Linked DNA regions of Mus musculus: region 1 is linked to region 2. The links are chromatin loops, found by intact Hi-C in ENCODE. Cell type or tissue: left cerebral cortex. All regions are shown on one strand. Links, peaks and the distances in the headings refer to the core of each region. The heading gives the core; the rest is flanking DNA.

Evidence for each region. Hi-C counts contacts between places; a loop is a spot of excess contacts. Peaks named below come from ENCODE experiments on the same cell type or tissue, not always from the same donor. Only the 100,000 strongest peaks of a DNase experiment are listed, where the experiment ranks them.
Region 1: a loop joins it to region 2, with 5 times the contacts of the local background. A loop is called at or near these places in 2 of 42 quality-filtered maps.

What each region holds. Positions count from the first base shown.
Region 1 is chr11:81,127,159-81,137,398 of GRCm38, forward strand. The region is part of intron 1 of Asic2 (acid-sensing (proton-gated) ion channel 2); the gene reads right to left. Gm51910 (a long non-coding RNA gene) reads left to right here and starts at 8,172. Exons shown (of 3, transcript XR_003949744.1): 1 at 8,172-8,445. In left cerebral cortex, for the core only: no CTCF peak of the experiment used is centred there; DNase peaks (open chromatin) are centred at 5,701 and 8,180; H3K27ac peaks cover 1,138 bases.
Region 2 is chr11:81,055,340-81,065,579 of GRCm38, forward strand. The region is part of intron 1 of Asic2 (acid-sensing (proton-gated) ion channel 2); the gene reads right to left. Among named protein-coding and RNA genes, the nearest start is that of Gm51910, 75 kb to the right of the region's middle. In left cerebral cortex, for the core only: no CTCF peak of the experiment used is centred there; a DNase peak (open chromatin) is centred at 4,425.

The sequences.
Region 1 (10,240 bases), core at 1,465-9,464, 72 kb after region 2:
CACCATGTACTTGCTGGGAATTGACCTCAGGACCTTTGGAAGAGCAATCAATGCTTTTAACAGCTGAGCCATCTCTCCAGCCCTGACCCTAGTTCTTAGAGGAGATCTGTGGTCCCCACACTCCAGGAGCCTGCAGCAGGCTCTGGCTTGAGTCCTTGAAATTCTGGACAGAATTTTCTAGTCTTCCTTTATTACAGTAGTTCTCAGCATGTGGGTTGTGACCCATTTGGGGGTCTCAGATCAGATATTTACACTATGAAGTAGCAACAAAATAATTTTATGGACATCGGTCACCATAACACGATGAACTGTATTAAAGGGTCACAGCATTAGCAACCATCACTTTAGTAGAAAGTTCAGCTCTAATTGTATCTTTTATGCCAGGACCAATCTCAAGCTCCTGGTGCTAGCCTCCCTCCCCCAGATCCAATACAGCTCAGACCATTCGCCTTGAGCCTATCTGACCTTGTTTCTCAGGCTCTCAGAAGTCAGCTGCATGATTGCCCCCTTTTAAGGTTCTTCCTAGTTTCAGGGGCCCAAGGATCCCTCCTTTCCGGCTGGTGTATAAATTTAGATATATTGAGAACTTAGGTAGAAAAACTTTGCATTCTGCCTGTTACAATGTCCTCACTGTACCCAGTTCAACCACTTGCTAAATCTCTGGAGAGAGGAAAGGACCAGTCTCACACCTAAGCCCATTTACTCCACTGTAGCATCCCAGCAGACTCTGTGGTCCAGCCTAGAGGCCCTGTTCTCCACCCCTGTGCCTCAGAGCCTTCTCTGCAGCCTAGTGAAGGAAATCTTCTGGGATGAGTCCTTCAGCCTTCAGTCTAACCAGACACGATTCTAATTCGCAGCTTTTACTGTCCACACTGAGTGATTTCTTAATCAATAACCTAATTCGTTATTAAAAAAAAATCAATTGGTTAAAAAATTAATACCTTATCTTTTAATGCAGCTAACCAACCCCAAACCCCAGGTTAGTAAGTTATTTCCATTAACAGGGGCGAAAAAATCTTTAGCGGTACAGTCATCTTTGCATTCTGAAATGATAAGCTTCATACTGATTATAGAGCTAATTATATGACAATGACCCCATTTCCTCATCTTCGTCCCCTCTCACCCAGGTGGGCTTTCCTGGCTTCTTTGCTGTGGATGAGATCCACATTCCTCTGATCCACTGTCTCTACTGCACAGTGAACTTCCTAAAGTGCATATCTGACCTTGACAATCTCCTTAATCCTCTTTAATGTTCTTTTCGGGGCCTCTATCACCTATTAAGGTCTCAAATTCAGGTGAGCATCTTTGGGTCTGTGAATGGGTTTCATGTGACCCACATGGGGACTTGCAAGATTTTAACTGGGATGTTTTTATGAAGGGCTAGCACTATTCTTCAGTGTGTCAAGGGGGTCTTACTATGCCCACCCAACTTGCACCTATTAGACTCTTAAAGACAGCTTTCTTTGCAACCTTGAGAGAAGGTGGGGTCGCCTCAGCGAAACCTGCAGTGTGTCTGAGGACAAGTCTAAGCACTTGAGCCCTTTCAGGAAGAACACAAATGACTCCTGTTTATTAAGTCCCTGCTGTGTGCCAGGCCCAGTGCTAATCACTTCACAGACATTATCTCATACAAACTGCCCACGAATGCCAAGCAGAGGAGGAAGCGAAGAAGGGGGAATGCTAGGGTGTGGCCTCAGGCCAAAAGCTAAGCAAGAGCAGCACCATGATTCAAATGCATCTGGTTGCACAAGCTCTGCACTGCAGAGCCATGTGGTCCTGATGGGAGTGGTCTGCCTTTTCCTTCGTTCATGGCACAGAGCTTGACCCTTACAGCATCCATCCTCTCCTAAGAGCTCTGCCTGTCTGTGCTTTCCCTCCCATCTCCCAAAGTTTCCCTCTCACCTTCTGTTGCCAGCAAGTCCACATCTTGCCCCAGCTGTTGGTAATCCAGGGTTCAGCCCTCAGCCTGTTGCTCTCTCTGTGCACAGGCTTCACGTCTGTGATTCTTCTTCTCAGTCCCAGTCACTGAATCCACCATTGCATTCCCCTGGACCTCCCCTGGAGCTCAGGTTCGTATGTCCGAATACGTTTAGGATGCTTGGTTGCTCAATGTGCCCCAATGGGGAGTTCCATCCCCACCTCTATCTAGATCCATTCTCCTCCTGGTTTCACTGGGGTCATATGACCAGTCAGCCCGGTGCCCATGCAAGGGAGGTTTCTTTGCTCCCCGGTCTGGAGCTGTGTTACCACCACTACCACCATCATCTCTGGTCATCCTTCCACTTCTGTGCCTTAGGCCTCATTGGATCCATCTCCTGAATTGGACCAGACTCGCCACTTCTAGTACCCACTGCCATTGAGTCTGCTAATCTCCTTCATTCTAACTACTGAGTTTGTGCCCTCAGGTGTCTTCTTGCCCCCATTCATACCCTATTGTTATTCAAATGCTCTGTGGTGCTCCCACACCTAAGTCCCCAGTGGCTTCCCTGAGAGGAGCCTCAAACTTCAGTCCAGACTACAAGGCTTGCTACAGTCTTCCCTACATTTATCTTTCAGGTGTCAGCTTACACAGCTCTCTCCTTCCATTCTGCCCAAGGTACAGACAGAATCCTTGCATCCAGCTCTTAAACAAGGCAACTTCATTCTGAATTCGGGGGTGGGGTGGGTGGGTCTGGTTGGGGGCAGGGCTTTGTGTGGTGTGCCTGGGACATGGTTTCTGGGGTGTTCCCTGTTGTGTCCCGCCATTGTTTAGGTCTCACTCCCGTGTTAGATCGAGATCCTGACTACATGAGATGAAACATCTTGTTCACATTGCTTTCCCTGCTCTTGAAGCTACCATCCTAGTCCATTGTCTTCACTATCCCTCCTACCATTTTAAATTATACATCACGGCCTGCCTTTTCTACCCCATTTAACTAGCCTTTTTAGACAGTAAGTCCTGTAAGGGCAATTGTGTGACTCCCTGTGTTCATTCACTGTGTTCTGGTATGCAGTCAACACTCAATTAATATTTACTGATGAATGGCTGAAACCTCTGAGGGGAAGACTAGGGATAAAAACAGATTTTAGACAAATCCTTATTGAATACATTTTTTTTCCAGTACTGGAGATAAACCCTGGTCCTTGAGCATTCTCAGTAAATGTTCTGCCAAAGAGAAATATCCCCAGCTCTAGGTATCTATTTATTTGTACACAGAGAAGCATAAAGTATAGAAAAATCCTCTTCTTAGCACATGTATCCATGGCCTCCACCCCGTACATGGTATGCTTCCATCATCATTATCATCATCGCCATCTTCTTCACCATCACCATCACCATCCTCACATTTATTACCAGTACCAGCACCACCACCACCATCATCCTTCTTATTCCCATCCCCATAGGTAGTAGCAACAATCTCCAACATGTCTACAGTGCATGTGCTAAAGAGTACACTTCTCCTGCATCTCTCTCTCTCTTTTGGCTTTAAGGACATCACAGCAATGGAGGTTAGTGGCTAATTTGTATCCACATATTTACAAATGAGGGAATTGAGGAAGTCACTTGCCTGAGATCGTTCAGCTTCCAGTTCAAAGAAGACATTAAATTTGACACCTGGGAGATGTTCAGGGTCTTCTCTTTAACTAAACTAGCTCTCTCCATGCCAGCCTCCTGTGCTGCCAAGTCCGATGAGGTAAGGAGAACTCAGGACTTACTCCCATTTTAATGCCTGGTGAAGAAACTGCCCTCGAGCCTGTATTTCACGCTGGCAATGTAGAAGTGGCTTTAATTGCATGACTGCTTCAGGTGAGTGTAAGAGAACTTTTTGGGTTGGTTAAGGAAAAAGAAATTACAAAATTAAAAGAGGGGAAAAAATAAATTACTGGTGACTGTTTTTACTGCCTTTGCTTACACGCCGCAGTGGAGAATTAAAAAGTTATATAGCCCAGGTTCCTGTTCGTGACTTATCGCAGATGAATCCTCCATATTTATAGCATTTCTCCTCATGGGGGCCATCTCAAGACAGTAAGTAACCCCCTGATATAGGTTACTGCTCTCTGTCCTGGAACCCCGTGGGCCCTGTGAACTCAGCACAACTGTCACTGTAGAGATGATGTAAGGACCAGAGAGACAAGGTTTATTTACCATTCTCCTGCTTGGAGAGCGCATCCCTTCTTCACTCAACAAGCACTGTAGGGTCCAGGACAGAGAGCAAACACCCTGCAAAGGCTGAAGTATTGTGGCCAAAGTTCCATGCCAGAAGCCCTTCTTACATCCCCGCCTCTCAGATGGAGGCACAGAATGATGAGACGGCTTGCCCAAGGTCACTGACAGAGACTTGCTTTCCATGACTCCAGATCTTGAAGAGTTTAAAGGCCAGCAGGAGAGGAGATGGACAAGGCAGAAGGGTGGGGGAGTGGGAGCACATGGCCATTTAGAGCTAGGTTCCACAAAGGACTCTACCTGGTTCTTTTATTATCCTGAAGACCACCCTGGAAATGTCTGATGTTTCTGTTACACCGATAAAGGACTGAAGACCCAGAGAGATAAATAATCTAGTCTTGGATAATTAGGAAGGGGCATTGCTGGGATTCGAACTGACATCTTTCTGGATATCACTAACTGGGTGGCGGGTGAGCTGTGCTCAGTTTCTATCACCTCATGTATCTTGGATAGATTCACTCCATGGAAATGAGGATTCTCTCATTCTTAGACATCAAACTCTGACTACTTGGAATCAGGTGGGGACCAGGGACAGGAGCTGCATTCCCTACTCCTAGGCACCAGTTGGGAGGTGTCATGTGCCCTTAGACCACGATGAACAGAGAACTGAGTCCCACTTGCTCGAAAGCAGTTGAGCGGCAATGTTTTCCTTGGTGTTCAAGGATAAAGATGTGGAAACCCAGCATCCCAAGGCGACTTTTTTAGGAGGCACAGAGGTAATACACACAGGACAGCAAAAAGGCCTCCATAGTCCTCCAGCGCCCACCCAGAAGTGAGCATGGGGAGGGGCGAGCCTAGATCAGATACAAATTACCACAAAATTCTAAACCTGAAAACAATGGTGGGCAGATTCCAAGGTCAGGGACTCCTTGCCTTTTCTGATAGCACTGGATGGCCAGAAAGACCACCCGAGGAAGACTGCAGAGGTCAGGGGAGCCAGGGAACTCCAGCTACAAAATATATCTGGGCTACACTCCAAGCCAATGGGATTATGACCTTGGGGGCTGAAGCTGTGACTCTTTTTTTTCAATTTCCCCATGTGATTCTAATATACAGCCAAACTGAGAAATTCTGGTGCACCATCTCCTCTATTTTCTAGGTGGGCACCAGTGGCTCACAGAGGGGCCACAAAGGATGCACAGCAATAGAATTCAGTCCCGATCTTCTAGCCTCCATCTTGGGACTCCTCCTCCATTCCTTTAGCTGGGCAGTTGTGACAGGACAGTGGTCTGGTTGCCCGAGAGACGGATACCACCCTAATTTCTTATCATCAGTACCTCATGACCTGGGAGAGCCCTAGGCACTTGGGAGGCCCAGACTGAATCATGTCTGCAAGACTACCTAAGCTGGTTACATACTTCAGCGTAGACTGGAGAACTGAGGCAATTACCTAATGTGTTAGCAAAACCTGTCCCTGCGGCACTCCAGTGAGCCAAAGCCATAAATACGAAATGGTAATTTCTCTCTGGAAGCCTGCCTCCTGTCTCCCATACCATCCCCTCCCACTCAGAAATCACCTACCACTGCCTGGTTGTCCTGTCCCGGCTGGGGCGGCAGTAACTCTGAGTTATTTAAACATCTCAGGCAAAACTTTCATCTTGAGATCTGAATCATCACGCCTAACCTCAGCTTGCCTCTGCAGCCTACTGCCTGACCGGAACAGACCTGCTAGTCTTCCACAGACAGTCATAAAAATGCCCTGAAAGGACTAATTAATGGCTCCCAGAGGCTCTCATTTTTGTGCACAGTGTAGACTTGCACCAGCCCCAGAAACGGGGTGAAATGAGCTAACTTGTCTTGAAGAGATGGCCTCCAACTGGCTTGTTGACCTTGAGCAAGTCATTGTACCTGTCTAGGACCTGTAACTCTTCTCTTGCTTCTCCCAGCTTTGTGAAGAGCTACCCCACTTCTTGCAGGTACTTGGAACAAAGTCTTTCCATGGAAAAGTCTAGAGTGGAGCCCATACTCCACTCTATTCTATTCATTCCTGATCTATTCATCCCTGACAGTCTCAAAGGGCAGCACAGGGAAGATGGGACTGTGGGATTCCAGGTGGAAGGAAAAGGATCTGCGAAGGCTCGCTCCACTGGCCATTCAGATTCCAGGACCCAATGCGGTTCTGCACAACCAAAGACATAATGGGTGGAAGTCAGAGCTTGGAGATCTCCTGGGGGCTTAATCTTATTTTGAAGGTGGAGGGAAACTACGTGATACCTTTAGACAAGAAGGACTCTCAGATTAAAGATAACAAAATGGTTATCGAGTCTACCTTTTCAGCACTGAGCTGGAAAAGCTACTGAGGGGGGACTTATCTGTTGCTTGGCTACAGGATCCCACAGGGATGAGGGGATTGAATTGATGCCGTGGTGTGGATTAGCACTGATAGCCTTTGAGCTCAGCACAGTACCTGGTCTATAGAATGTACCAAATATATGAATGAGTAAATGAATCTGTGAACAGTTGAATGAACAAAAGGCAGAGCAAAAGAATGAGTGACCAAAACACCCAAGGAGCGTATGAATGACTCAATGTAATGAATGAGTCCGAAAGCAGGTGTGCAGGCTGCCTCTGTGATTCTAAGAGCCATTAGCAACCCCAAAAAATGCAGGCTTCTGGCTGCATTACCTGGCGATTGGCCTGGTCAGAGTCTCAGCACCCTGCAGCTCAAAGACGACTGAGGACTGTGATCATGAAGGAGGTTTTCCTTCTGTTCCCACCACTGGTCCACTGATACCCACACAATCAGAGCAGGAAGCAGACATGCCTGGCGGCTCATCCCTGCAAGGGACTCAGATATGCAACTCTATTGCCATTTCTCCATTCACAAGGTCTCTGAAGAGCTCTTCATTTCAATAGCAGACAAAGACAAAGGAAGAGGTATTCTTCACAGTTGCTGCAGGGCACGTAGCTCTGGGGGGAGGGGCGGGGGTGGGGCAGGGGGTGGGGCTGGAGCTTCAGCCTGGTGAAGCAGCTGAGCTTCCTAGGGTACAACTTAGCACAAGGGAGCCCTGCCTTGAACCCTACTCACCATCACACAGGGTAGAGTGGCAAGTTGAAATGCAGCCAGGGCTGCCCCAGTTAGAAGCCTTGCATCCTTCTTAGGCTAGGCTGACCTCTCTCCTGACCTTGGACATCCTTGTTACATAGAATGTGGTGGCCCAAGCAACAGTCTGGTCCTAAGTAGTACAGACATTGCCTGAGAACTTCTCAGAATTGCAAGACCCTATCTACTGAACCAGACTCTGTATTGTTGCAGAGTCTGTATTGTTCCTGGGTCACTCTCAGGGACATAGAAATTCCTGAACTTCAAGGAGCTTTGCTCGGGTAACTCAGGCACCTGTGTGGAACCTCTCTCTCATCTAAGAATTTAAACCCTGACTAGGTTTCACATGCCCTCCAACAGGACAAGAGACAACATCCCCCTAAGAGGGGACAGTGACATTGACACTTACAAAAGGAATACATTTAGACTCCTGCCAGCAAATCACCACCCACTATATAGAGCCCAGCACCATCCTGGCTCTGGCTGGATAAGTTTGGTCAAATCAAGCCTTGATTTCTTCATCTGTCAAATGGGTTTATGCTATACTCTGCTTATTTTTGTGATTATGCAAGTCAAAAGAAGTGAGGGATTTGCATGCTCTCTGTGAAACAGAAAGCCTGGGAAAGAGGGCTTGGGCAACTTGCCATCAGAGGTGACCTTTTCAGAGGCTAGACTATAAAACACACCTACATGTTGAAGGCTTGAGACCTCTGGCCTCAGGAAGACTGGCAGGCCTAGGAGGAGGTGCCAGCTGGGTAGGATGCCCCATTCCACAGAAAGCTCCTGATTAAGTCGGCCCCACCCACTGTGCAGCCCCCACTTGTGAATCTGCAATGATTGAATTCTTAGGGTTGCATTTTTCCCATTTGAAAGGAGAAGCTGCCTAGAGACTTAAGGCTCCGTCCCATTAGCATTCTAGGGGGTCAGTGTTTCCAGGCTGCTCGGGCCACGTTGTTCCTGCACACTGTGTGGGTGAGGGAGGCAGTTCCACTTCAGAAGGAGCCAGATGTACCCACAGCACAAAGAACAAGGGCTGGAGCTGTGGAAGCTGAATTTTCTATGTTGGAAGGAAGGAGGCAGATGCTTCTCCCATGCTGGCTTTGCTTTGCCAGCCCCATGATGAATGGAATCCTTCCCCATCCCTGGGTGGCCTCCTCTTCTCGCCTTCCAGGTCTCCACACAGCAACCCTTCCCTCAGGTACCAATCCCACCCTGCTCCTTGTCTTTAAACGCCTCTCACTGACCCACCGAGATATTTCTGGCTCTTAAATCTTTCCCCAGTATTTGGGGTTATCGATTTGTTTGCTAGTGATGTTAATGGCACAACTGTCTCTCATCCTACAATCTTTCCTTAAAATCTTCTATCCTATGTATGTTAAAAATACATCACTGGGCCTGGTGGCATAGATCCATAGTCCCAGCTGCTCAGGATGCTGAGACAGGAGAATCACAAGGTCTTGATCTACCTGGGTCTTGATCTACCTGGGCCTTGATCTACCTGGCTAACTTAGTGACTCCTGTTTCTGGATAAAATATTTGAAATGAAAATGTCTGGAAACATTTTCAGTGGTAGAGCACTTGCCTCGTATGTACAAGGCCCGGTTTCAATTCCCAGCATGATAAAGAAGTAAATAAGTAAAAGCTGGGGCCTTCCCCTATACATTCTTATTCAGTAGCTGTGATCTGTAGCTATAGCTTTGTGTTCCTTCTGTTTGTTTTGGTGACAGGGTGTCACTTCGTAGAGTGGGCTAGTCTTGAATTTCAGAAGATACTCCTGCCTCAGCTCTCCAAAGATGGGACTGCAGGTGTAAGCCTTGACACTCAGCTGGCCAGGGGTTTTTACTTAAGCCCTCAGATGGCTTCTGTCCTTCATGGATACTGGGAAGCCTGGCTCCAGAAGCTCTCTGTGAGGGATGGTTAAACTCATGCCCTTGTGCTGCCAAGCCATGGCAGACCTAGGCAGGCTCCCAGGAACTCTGTAGACTGAATAAATGAATAAGTCCACAGCTGTTGTGGGGTGATGACTCTCTGCCTATAGAATGGGTAGATGGCAGACTTGCCTATAGGGCACCTATGGTGTTTGCTCTCAGAGGGATGACAGTTGACAGGGCTGGAAACACTGACTGCAACCAAGACCAGGAAAGGAAAGGATTCCAAGATGGGCCTAGACCCCCTTTGTTTTGTAGCTGCCTAGTGGGGAGGCCTGGCCTGATATGTCCACAGAAAAGGTGCAGTGTTTTTAAAACAGTATTGTTCTTTTGTTTCAAATGTGTATGTTCTGTAACTGATACACACAAGGTTAAAAAGTTTCAACTACAGAGAGGGGTGCAGACAGAGAGGCAAGCTCTCCTCCAAAGCACAAACCCCAGCCCCAGGGATGTGTAAGCTCATCTCCAACCCCAGCACTGAGAACGGACATATGGGAGAGGCAGGGCTCCCAGGGAAGGCAGCAGCTTGAGCAAGGGCATGGATGTTGGGAAATTTCTTGGAAACAGAGAGTGTCTCATAAGTGACTTGGCACAATAGCTCAAGGCCATGAACTCTTGACTCCTCAGGGGTAGAAGAAGGGATGGCAGCCAAGGTCACAGGGCCCGTGAGGACTGTCCTATCTCATCTGCTAGTTAAGAGTCTTGGAATGTGATAGAGAGCCAGGAATGAAGTAGGTAGGAATCTATATAAATTCACCATTCAAATTGCTGTCTGTTGGCTAAATGTGGTGGTGAGTACCTACATTCTCATCACCTCATCGGCAGAAAGGCAGGAGAACCAGGTGTTGAAGGCCAGCTTGAATTACCTCAGACTCTTTCAAAAACAAAACAAATCAAATCCAAAAAGCAAAAACAAAATCAATAATGCTGTCTGCTAACTCCTCAGCAGGATGTACCCCCATTACCCCTGGCCTTGATTTCTTCTTTCGTAAAATGGGTGCAATGGAATTTAATTCTTAAAATGCTGTTCTGAGGGCTGGGGAGATAGACGGCTCAGTGGTTAAG
Region 2 (10,240 bases), core at 984-8,983:
CACACCACAAAAGGAAAATAAAAAATTCAAAACAAAACTCTTCCCGTTTTCAACCACAGTATGTGGCCACTGTGTTAAAAGCACATGAAAAAAAATGCTCTTCAGATATAGAAGAATGTCAGAGGAACCTATACCACAAGAGGCTCCAGCCTCCTGTGACCACTAAGAAGGGTAATTGGACACAGAGTAGCCTGTAAAATGTACCCCTGCAGCTGACTGCTGGGAGCCTCCCCAAAACCCTGCAGGGGTGTAGATCAGCAGACGGTATAAACAGAACAGCAAACAGCCTTTTATTTGGTAGAAGCCACGTGTCACTGTCAGAAGCAATAAACTCCACGCGCAGGAACTGGGTGCCCTGGGTCATGGCAGCATGCATCTGCTTATGTCTGATTAGGATACATTATCACACTTAGTAGCAGCAGTGCCCCGTGCCCTGGTCAACTCAAGTGACAAGAATGATCTGGTGGGCTTGCAACAGCGGGGAGTGGTGGGAGAGGCTAGAATGCAATTCTAGCAGGTGGGAAGTGGCTGGATATAAATATTTTAAGACAACAAATATGATTCAGAAGCTAATTGGAACACACTGACGCCACCCAGGACTTCTGCAGCGTGACACACAGATGGGAATGGGACTCTCCGCCTCTGCATCGGAGAATATATGATAAAGCGTGAAGGGAGCTGGCCCTCCCAATGACACTTCTCTAGGACCTCAGTAGAGAGCTGGCAGGTGGATCAGGGAGAGGCAGGATAGAGCAGGGATGGGTGCAGGAGAGCCGCTGACTTCCTGGCTTGAGAAATCCTCTTAATCTTTGTAGACTCCATCTGAATAGAAGCAATAGTGGGTAGTGGTTAGGTCAGATGCTTTTTAAGTTGTCTATCTAGCTCTCTCTTCTAACACTGGAATTCCAGTGACCTGTACCTGACTCCTGGATCTATATTTAGGACTTAGGAGATAAAAATAGCTCAGGGGAGTCCAGTCCATGGGTCCTGGAGCCAAAGAGCTTGGGTTCAAACATAAATGATGTTGCTGATTGAATGGCCAAACAATGCCAGCCCAGACACAGAGAAGAGGGGCCTGCTCTGGGTTCTGAAAAGTACTATAGAGGGCATATCCCTGCTTTCTTCCATCTGTACCTCTTAACAATGGGATCCATGAAGACATGCCTTCCCAGAACCCAAGTTCTGATCACAGACCACATTCCACATCACTGGGTTTTCTGATTTGAATCTTCACTGTCTTCTATAAGCTTATGCTTTGAGTACTTATTCCTCAACTGATGGCACAACTTTGGGAGGCTGTGGAACTTGAAGAGGCAGAGTCTAACTGGAGGAGACACATCCTTAGAGGCATGTCTTTGAAGGTTATGGCTGCCCCTGTTTCCTTCTCTGCCTTCCACTCCAGCACCATGTGAACAGCCTCTGCCCCACAGTCTTGCTGCCCTGAGCGGGGATGTTCCACTGTGCCTCCCCTGCTAGGATGGACTGAAATCATGAGCCAAAATAAAAGACCCTTTCTCCTCTGAATTGTTTCTGTTACGTATTTTGTTAGAGCGACACAAAAGCGGCTCATACACTGCGGCTCTGGATCTTTGTCCAAAGACCCCAAGTCAGCCTCCAGGATCACGATGGTAGACTTCCATCTTCTGTAAAGGAGAAAGACCACGGCATTGGCATATGAAGCCCCTTTCTCAAAGAGTGGCCAATCGTATTGGGGTGCTGGAGGTTGGATGTGTGAACTGGGGAGCTCACATGTATGTCGAAGAAGCCTCACAGAACTTGGCTGAGTAACCATAGCCAGGAACCATACCCTTCCTGGTTTCCAGTTTTGAAATGTAAATTAATTAATTAATTAATTAATTAAAAATAAATTAAAAAATCTCAAGTTACAGCCAGGTACTGAAGTGCTTGTAAAGGTGTATTGGCCAACTGGAACGACAGACATTTTATTTAAAAATCTGTTGGCTGTTTTCAGAACATGGAAACATTTATACATGTATTATATAAGCTTCTACGTACACCTTTGCCCCCGGCCCACAGGTCGTAAGGCATGGTAGGCCCTGATAAAAGTGCTTAACCATTTGATTCAGGGTTTCCTCATTTGTAAGGTTAGAGATAATGTCAGAACTAAGTTTACACAGCTCTTGAGCGGGCCACAGAGCTGACACATACACACTGGCCTTATGCCCAGTGTGTAGTGAGCATTCAGTAAAAGCTTCAGGTATTATAACTTGTCCATCATCCAGACATGAGATTGTTCTGTGTTCAGTGGGTACTCCAGTGAAATGGCTTGACTTTGTCAGTTGTCACGACACTTGGCACATGGTCACTGAACTAGGTGGCTTGACCGCAACATGAATTGGCATCTTGTCACCTTCAACTGCCAGTATCAGCCTATGTGGTGCTCCAGCCTGGGGGGACCCTTTCTATATTCTCCTGGGAGATCTGTACCCTAGGGACATAGGACCATCACCTGCATGGCTACAGTCAATCAACGAGATGCATGTACCAAGCTGTTTACAGATCACTGTGACCCAGGCCTCCTTAAATGTCACTAGCTCTGCTGGGGCAAGATGTGTGGGAAGCTGACACACATAACCCCTGTCTTGAGAGTAAATAAATAAGTTTTATGCAGGCTTAGGCATCATGCTATGAAGTGTCTTGCTTGGAAACTTGGCTCTTGATAACAAGCCAGTGGGAAGGCCAACTCTCTCAATTTAACTTCACTATCATTAAATAGCCTTCCGTGGTTCTTGATACGCTTATTTTATTTTTCTGGCCCCATGCCAGTTAAAAGTAGGCTAAATGATAACTCTGTTAACGAACACTTCAGCTAATTTTGTGGCAGAGACTGCAGGGGAGGGAGCAGGTGGGACCGTCCTCACACTGTGGGCTCATAACCATTTCGAGCATCAAACATTTATTAAGGGCCAGTAATAAAAGCCCCCATGATAGTGTAATGGCTCATTCTAAATGCTTCCTGCTAATAAAATGAGCATTGATTCAAAAGGCAGTATTTAAATTCGATCCACAGCATGTCAAGGAAAGGCCAAGTGTGGCTGGAGTGTGAGAAGCGTTTAGCCTATTCATTTAACCATCCAAGGTCTGGCAAATTGTGTGACAGGAAATGCTTCACTGGGGAGGCACTTACAGACCCAGCTTCAATGCCTAGCTCCCTGCGTTAGGTCTTGCTAACGCTGAACTTGGGGTACAACTCTCTGAGCCTGTTGCACTGGTTCCTTAAAATACAGATATTGTAGTGGTTGGCTTTAGTTGTCAACTTGATACAGTCTAGAATCACCTAGGGAGATGGTCTCAATCAGGGATTGTCTATATTGGGTTGGCTTATGGGCCGGTCTGCAGAGAATTGTCTTAATGAAGTTAACTGAGGTGGAAAGACCCACCGGTGGGTGGGTCTTAATGCAGGCAGCACCTTGTCATGGGCTGGGCTCTGAGCTGTTAAAGAGAGGAAAAGCTAGCTCAGCATAAGCAGGCAGGTGTGAGAGCATGCGCCCATCTCTCTCTGTTCTTGACTGTGGTTGTGATGTGGCCTGCTATCCCATGCTCCTGCTGTTGTGACCCACCCTGACCCCCCAGTAATGGACCGTAACCTAGAATTGTAAGCTGAAATAGTGCCCTCTTTTCCCCTAGATTGTTTTTGGCCAGTGTATTGTATCCCACAACAAACACTAACTAGGACCACTGGTCATACCTCTCCCATTAAGTGGCTTGCAGAGTTAAAGCAATATGGAATCCACATGCTTAAGATTCCTTACTACCTCCTATGACCCCAAATGTGGCTTCACTCTTGACAAATACTTGATTAGCTTCAGGGAAGTGACTGTGCCATGGACAAATGAAGGACTCAAAACCTATAGGCTCCTGATGATTGTTGAAGCTGTTTGGCATAGGAGCGCCTTGATCCCACCTCCAACTCGGAAACGCCTCTCATGGTCCAGCCAGTGAGTCTGACGATGGCGTTTACACATTTACACATGTACAGTCTTTCAGTTGTACTTGGGACAAAGCCAAATCCCACATGATTATATCCAAGGCCTGTCTCTTACTACCATGCACCCCTCCCCCTCTCACAGACCTTGTGGGCCAGCTGTATACTCTGTTCTGTCTCCTCCCCTCACACACTTCATCCCCTCTTCCTGAGCAACGCTCTCCACCCTGAGGGGTGGCTGAAGGACCCTCTTCAGAGAGCCCTGAGCTTCCCTCTACCAGCCACGGCCATGTGTCCCTGCAGCCCTCTCTCTTGGAGCTGGAGATGCACCTCATTTCTGTGTGTCTAGGCACGGACTCCACATGTTTCTCTGAGTGGGTCGACTCGGCTCTCACTCCTAGAGGCTCTTGTCCTGTCCTAGAGATTTAAAAAGAACCTATCTGCTGAGAACTCACAAGTAAATCTGGCTTGGTCCACCTCCTCAATCTGATCGTGCCGACACTCAGCTGCCCACTTGCATATCCACTCGGATGTCCATGCCTGTCCTAAACTGGGCTCTTCACAGTTCTTCCCAAACAGTCTCCTCCTCCGCCCTTCCCATCTTAGCAGATGGGAACTTTATTTTTCTGCTTCTCAGACCAAGAGGTCTTGTCGTCACCCTCCTCACTTTCTTTAACCTGAATATCCCCATGGCTGTAATTCTGTTAGCTCTGGTTCCAGACACACTCAGCATCTGACTCTTCCCATCACCTCATTCTTGCCTAGATTAGCATCTAAGGGAGACCTCCTTGTCTGCTTCCACCCTCCTGGTCTGTAATAGCAGCTGTTAAAAGGACTGGGATTAAACCTTATATTTTTAGATGAGTTGCACAGGCACAATGCCTATCTAAGGGTAACATCTAAGAACATACAACCCAGTATTGTGTCCACAGTGACACTGCAAGAGGATGCTGTTTCTCTGCTCAAGACTCTCCACTTACTTCCCAGCCCATGCACAGGAAGGCCAAGTTTCCGGAGTGATAAGACCCTGTATGATCTGGTTTCATCTGCCTGCCAAGTTCATTTCCACTGTTTGTTAGACATCCCAGGTGAGCTCCCACCTCAGGTCCTCTGCTGTCCTGTCCGCTGGGAACACTCCTTCCCTCCTGCCACATGGCTCTTTCTTTTTGTAGGGACTTTTTCTAGCCTCATCTTAATTCTTAACTTCTCAATACATATCACTCTCCCCTGACTTATTGATCATTGTCCTACATAATTCATAATTTATTTATCGCATCTATCTTCTGTCATTTCCAAGCTGTGAGGGTGTTGACTTGGGGATCTCTGTCTATCCATCTACATCAGCATACGATACACAGTGTCCCTTAATCAAAGTATTCCCAATGAATAAATGAATAACATCTTCAAGGAAGACATTAACCCCAGGAGCTCAGTTGGAACCAGTAGTCTCCAGTGTTGGGTACGAAACAGTCTTCCTCCACATCATTAGTAATCGTACAGTGGTAGAGATCTTTACATTTTGATGAAGAATTCAAGTTATATTTCCTTATATTGGCACAAATTTTTTATATTGATTCAGGTTTAAGGTTTTCATTGGTATAAATCTTTGTATGTTGATGCAAAATATAAGATTAACTTTGCTACTCTTAGGTAGGCATTGTGTCTATGCAACTCATTTAAACATACAAGGTTTGATATCAGTCCTTTTAATAGTTGCTGTTACAAGCTGTTTAGTATAATTAAATAATGCAAGTTAATAGTCAGTCAATCAAACTCATAGTCAAGTTAGATATTAGTCTGGATTATCACAAATACACATCCTGAATAGTATAGTATAGATAGCTGGAGACAGGCATTCTTTGCTTGTTCAGGTATGCTATGAGTAGATAGATGGACTTCCAACATGTCAGAGATCCCCAGAATATGACATTTAAAAATCATTTCATTATTAAAAGATCTTTTGACTATGAGCTAGTTCTGCTCCTAACTGCTCCCATTTTACTTCAAAGATGATGAGCATCAGCACCTCCCTGACTGAGGAAAAAGCAAGTGTCCATCATTGGTTTCTCTTACTCCAGGCATAGCCATGTCCCTCAAGGGTGGGCAATATATTCTGCCTTTATTGTGGTGACTTCCCTATCCCTTGGACATCCAGAGCAGACCTAGAACTGAACTCCCACAGGTACAGGCTGAGTACTCTAGGGTCAGATCTTAGCCCAGACAGTTTGCTATCCTTTTCTCAGATGTGTGGGGACAGGCAACACTCTGGCTTAATTTCCTTAGGATCCAAGATCTAAATGAGGTCAGGGTTACTCACTTACTTACTTCAGCCTTAAGAGAGCCACACCCCTCTCTTAAGGGGATGTGTGGGAGAGCCTCACAGGGAAGCGTTTAGCACATACCTTGCCTCGAGTCAACCTAGTGCTTAGTTAACATTAGACTTGTGAGCCCTATCTCTGTATTCTAAAGGGTAAAACAGAGGTTTCCTTCTCTCTGAGGCTTGGTTTTGTTCTAAAGTCTTCCTAATGTCTGCTTTTCCAACTCTGAAACCATCAAAATCCTGTAAGAGACCCAGCTTGTTGCTTTTCTGCTTAGGCTTTACCTGAGTCTCCTGGCTTCAGCTCTGCCCACTGTGATTTTATTAGCTGTGGGTTCAGCCCTGGTCAGGCTGCTCAGTCAATAAAGGCCAGCCTGGTAGTATCTGTAGGAGCTCTCCGTGCCATCTGGGAAGTGTGCAAAGACCACCCTGGCCACTCTGGGGGTCAGGAGAGTTTACCTGCTGTCAACTCCTATTGTGTCCATTGTCCATCATCCATTCATCCTCCTGTTGACTAGACCCCAGTCTCTTCTCCCTGGTTGTGCACCAAGTCTTCAAGTGATGGAGACTCCATTTGGACCCACAGTTATTACCAATCAACAGATTGCTTGCTTACTTGGTTTAGAGACAAGCACATGCTCCAAGACAGGCCAATTACAGCTCATTTTTAGTGTGTGTGTGTGTGTGTGTGTGTGTGTGTGTGTGTGCGCGCGTGCGCGCGCGTACTGTTGGAGAATAAGCTTTCCTTCCTATTGGATATGCAGCAGCAAGAATACCCAGCTGGGAAGTTCTAGCAGCCACAGAGATGAGATGGTGACTCAGTTGAAACCAGATGGCAAGACAGCAGCCTTACCCAGGTGAGAGCATTTGATCCTGGACTGAGCCAAGCCTGGACACTAAATGGCTTACTGGGACAAACTGTGTAGCTATGTGGTCTGATCAGGTCTTTAGGTTACTTACGTGAGTATGACACGTTTTTCTCACTAGTAGTCTGAAGGCACAGAGCCTTAGCCACTAACTCCTCACTACAGAAATCCATCTGCTCTGATCCCTTCTCTCTAGGACAGTGGTTCGCAACCTTCCTAATGATGTGACCCTTTAGCACAGTCCCTCGTGTAGTGGTGACTCATAACCACAAAATTATTTCCTTGACACTTCATAGCTAATTTTCCTACTGCTGTCAATCATGTTATGCGGGATATTTGATATTCAATTCTTATAAAAGGGTTCTTTGATGTCACAAATGGGGTGTGACCCACAGGTTGAGAACCCTGCTCTAGGGCCTGCTCTAGGGCCTGCTGTTTCCTTAGTTAGGTGGTAGTACTTAATCTTCATTTAAGTAGTAGTTATCAATTCGTTTCCAGCATGGAAAATAAGCTTGGTTCCAGGGAGCAGACGATCTGACCTTGACTGTTCAGTCTTCAAAGCCTGCCCCCAGGTGTCACTGGCATCACCCTATCCTGGGAGCAGAAAAACTAGCAAGCTCCTGACCTGAGCTCTACAGAAATCCCAATAACCAGGATTCTCGACTCCCCATGTGGGGAGCAGTGGTTCTGAAGGACGCTCTTTGGGAAATAGTTGGGGTCGGGAGAAAATGTTTCTACATTTATAAAGTTAACAATGTCTTGTACATTTTGTTCCTATTTTCGAGAAGGTTTATTTATTCGAGGTGCTAATGATCACTTCCACAAAGAGAAATGTTCTGCCTATCGGAATTTAGTGTTTTCAAATGTCCCTGATGATGGAGCAGGTTTCTTTTGTCTGTTTTTGGCTGAGGTTGTAATAACTTGAATGTTGGGAAACCCTTAGCTAGAATCCATATCATCTTCTAGTCCTGGCAGCGTGCACACCCAACCTTTGCTTGATGGAGACCTGCTTCTGTTCTGGTTTTGTCTGGATTGTTTCACTCTGGCCCCCTTTACCACCAGAGTTCCCTGTGTGCCTCAGGGCTGAGGACATGCAGCTGTGCTGTTTCTTGGCACACAGTTCCCCAGTGATGGTATCAGGAGACAATTAGGTTGGGTTGACAGCATCCATCCTTCTTGGGGCCTTGTGGACTCCCTGACATCCTGCTCTGGGACCACAGCAGGGACTGGACAGTAAGAGTATCTCTAGCTCCATAGAAAATAGTGATGGATGTTTCATGCTTAGGGTCAGCACAGGAAAAGATTCTGGGGGATAAAGCCTGTAATGAAACCCACCAGGACCATAAAAAGTACAGTATGGCCAGGGAGTAGGGACTCTGGGACTCTCAGGCAAGGTGACTTTGGGGATCTTTGATTTAATATTTACTCTCAGAACAGCAGCATCGTACTTCTTGGGAAACAGAAACACTTATGAAGTTTCGCTTGCTAAATCCTTGACTCGTTGCAGGAGGAGGTATAAGGAGTCTTTGGTTCAAGGTTGGAGGAAGGGGAGTGACCCTTTTTTGACTACCTACTGTGTGCCAGGTCCTGAGCTGTTCTGTGCCTAGTATCCTTCTTAGTTTCCACACAATCCAGGGAGGTAACTGGTATGCACTTCAATAGGGAGGAAGCCAAGAGCAGGAGCATGGGCAGCCTTCCCTTGGACAGAGACACTGGGATCTGAGCCAAGGTCTTCCAGCACCTTGACCCTGCCTGGGCAGGGACTTCACAGAGCGCAGTCTCAGGCCAGGTTGGCTCTGCCTCTTAAGTCACATTGGGCAAGCACTGTCTTTTTCCTTTCTATCCCCTAATAATCTCTCTGCTTGGGTCCAACGCAACACAGAACAGAATTCCTAGGCTTTAATTTCTTTGACACAGAGATGGGATCTGGGGGAAAGAAAACAGCTAGATGCAGGGTGGAGTTCCTGGGCTAACTGCATACCCCCAGCATGGTCAGTCTCTTGCAAACTGACCCTAAAGGACTTCGTAGGGATTAGTTTTGCCCCTTTAGGGGGCTAGCTTGTCTCCAGAAAATATCAACTTAATTGTCTGGTTTTTGTGCATGTTTGTGTGGATGTGGGTCCTGTGTGTGTACTGGTCCATACACATGGGTGTGGAGGTCAGAAGAGAAAACTAATATCATTTCTCATGTGCCTCCCATGTTTTGTTTGTGACGGGGTCTCTCCTTGGCTAAGCATGTCCACTGGGTAGACTAGATTAACTGGCTCACAAGTTCCGGAGATTGTCTGCTGCCCACCTCCAGAAAATATCAAACACATGTGACCATTGCGATCCTGGCTTTTTATGTTGGTTGTGGAGATTTTGTGAGAGAGCCATTTTATTGATTAAGTCATCTTCCTTGCCCGTTTCTAGTACCCCCCCCCCATGTCCCACCTCACTCATCCCAAGAGGTATTAGTGAGAAATTGTTTTGGGAGCTAACACTTCAGGGTCCTGTTCTGTCTCTGCTCCTGAATGGCAGCATGGCTCCTTTCTCTCTCTGAGCCTAAGTTTTGTCATCTATCTACAGGAGTAACAGTGTTGACTCCCCTCCCCCACAATGACAATGGATGAGGTACTCAGCTAAACTCATATGGAATTTACTAAGCGGTATTCCCAGCACCATGCTCCACCTGAGGAGAAGAGTGTGTCCCAGAGCCCTGCACACGGTCCCTGCCTTCTGCTAATTCACCAGTGCAAAGAAGATGACAGAGGCAACGGATGGAGTGGCTTACACCTCATGAGTGTTCTTGGTCTCTGTTTCATTCGGAACATATGATGGCTGTCTGACGTGGGCAGAGTAAATATCCTTATTCTCGTTTGACAGATGGAAGAGATGAAGGTTGCAGAAAGGAAGGCAACTTGCTGAGGAGTAGTAATCGTGTCCCCAGTTTGTACCTACAATTCATTGGCACCGGGTTTTCATATGTGTTGCGTCATTGAATTAGAAAGAAATAAAATTCCCTGCATGGTGAGATGCATTGCTCTGAGACCTTCGTGGCAGACGAGAAAGGGAACAGGGCCAGATTGCCAGTTCCCATCGGGGAGGGACCAGACCGACCGTCTTCAGTAA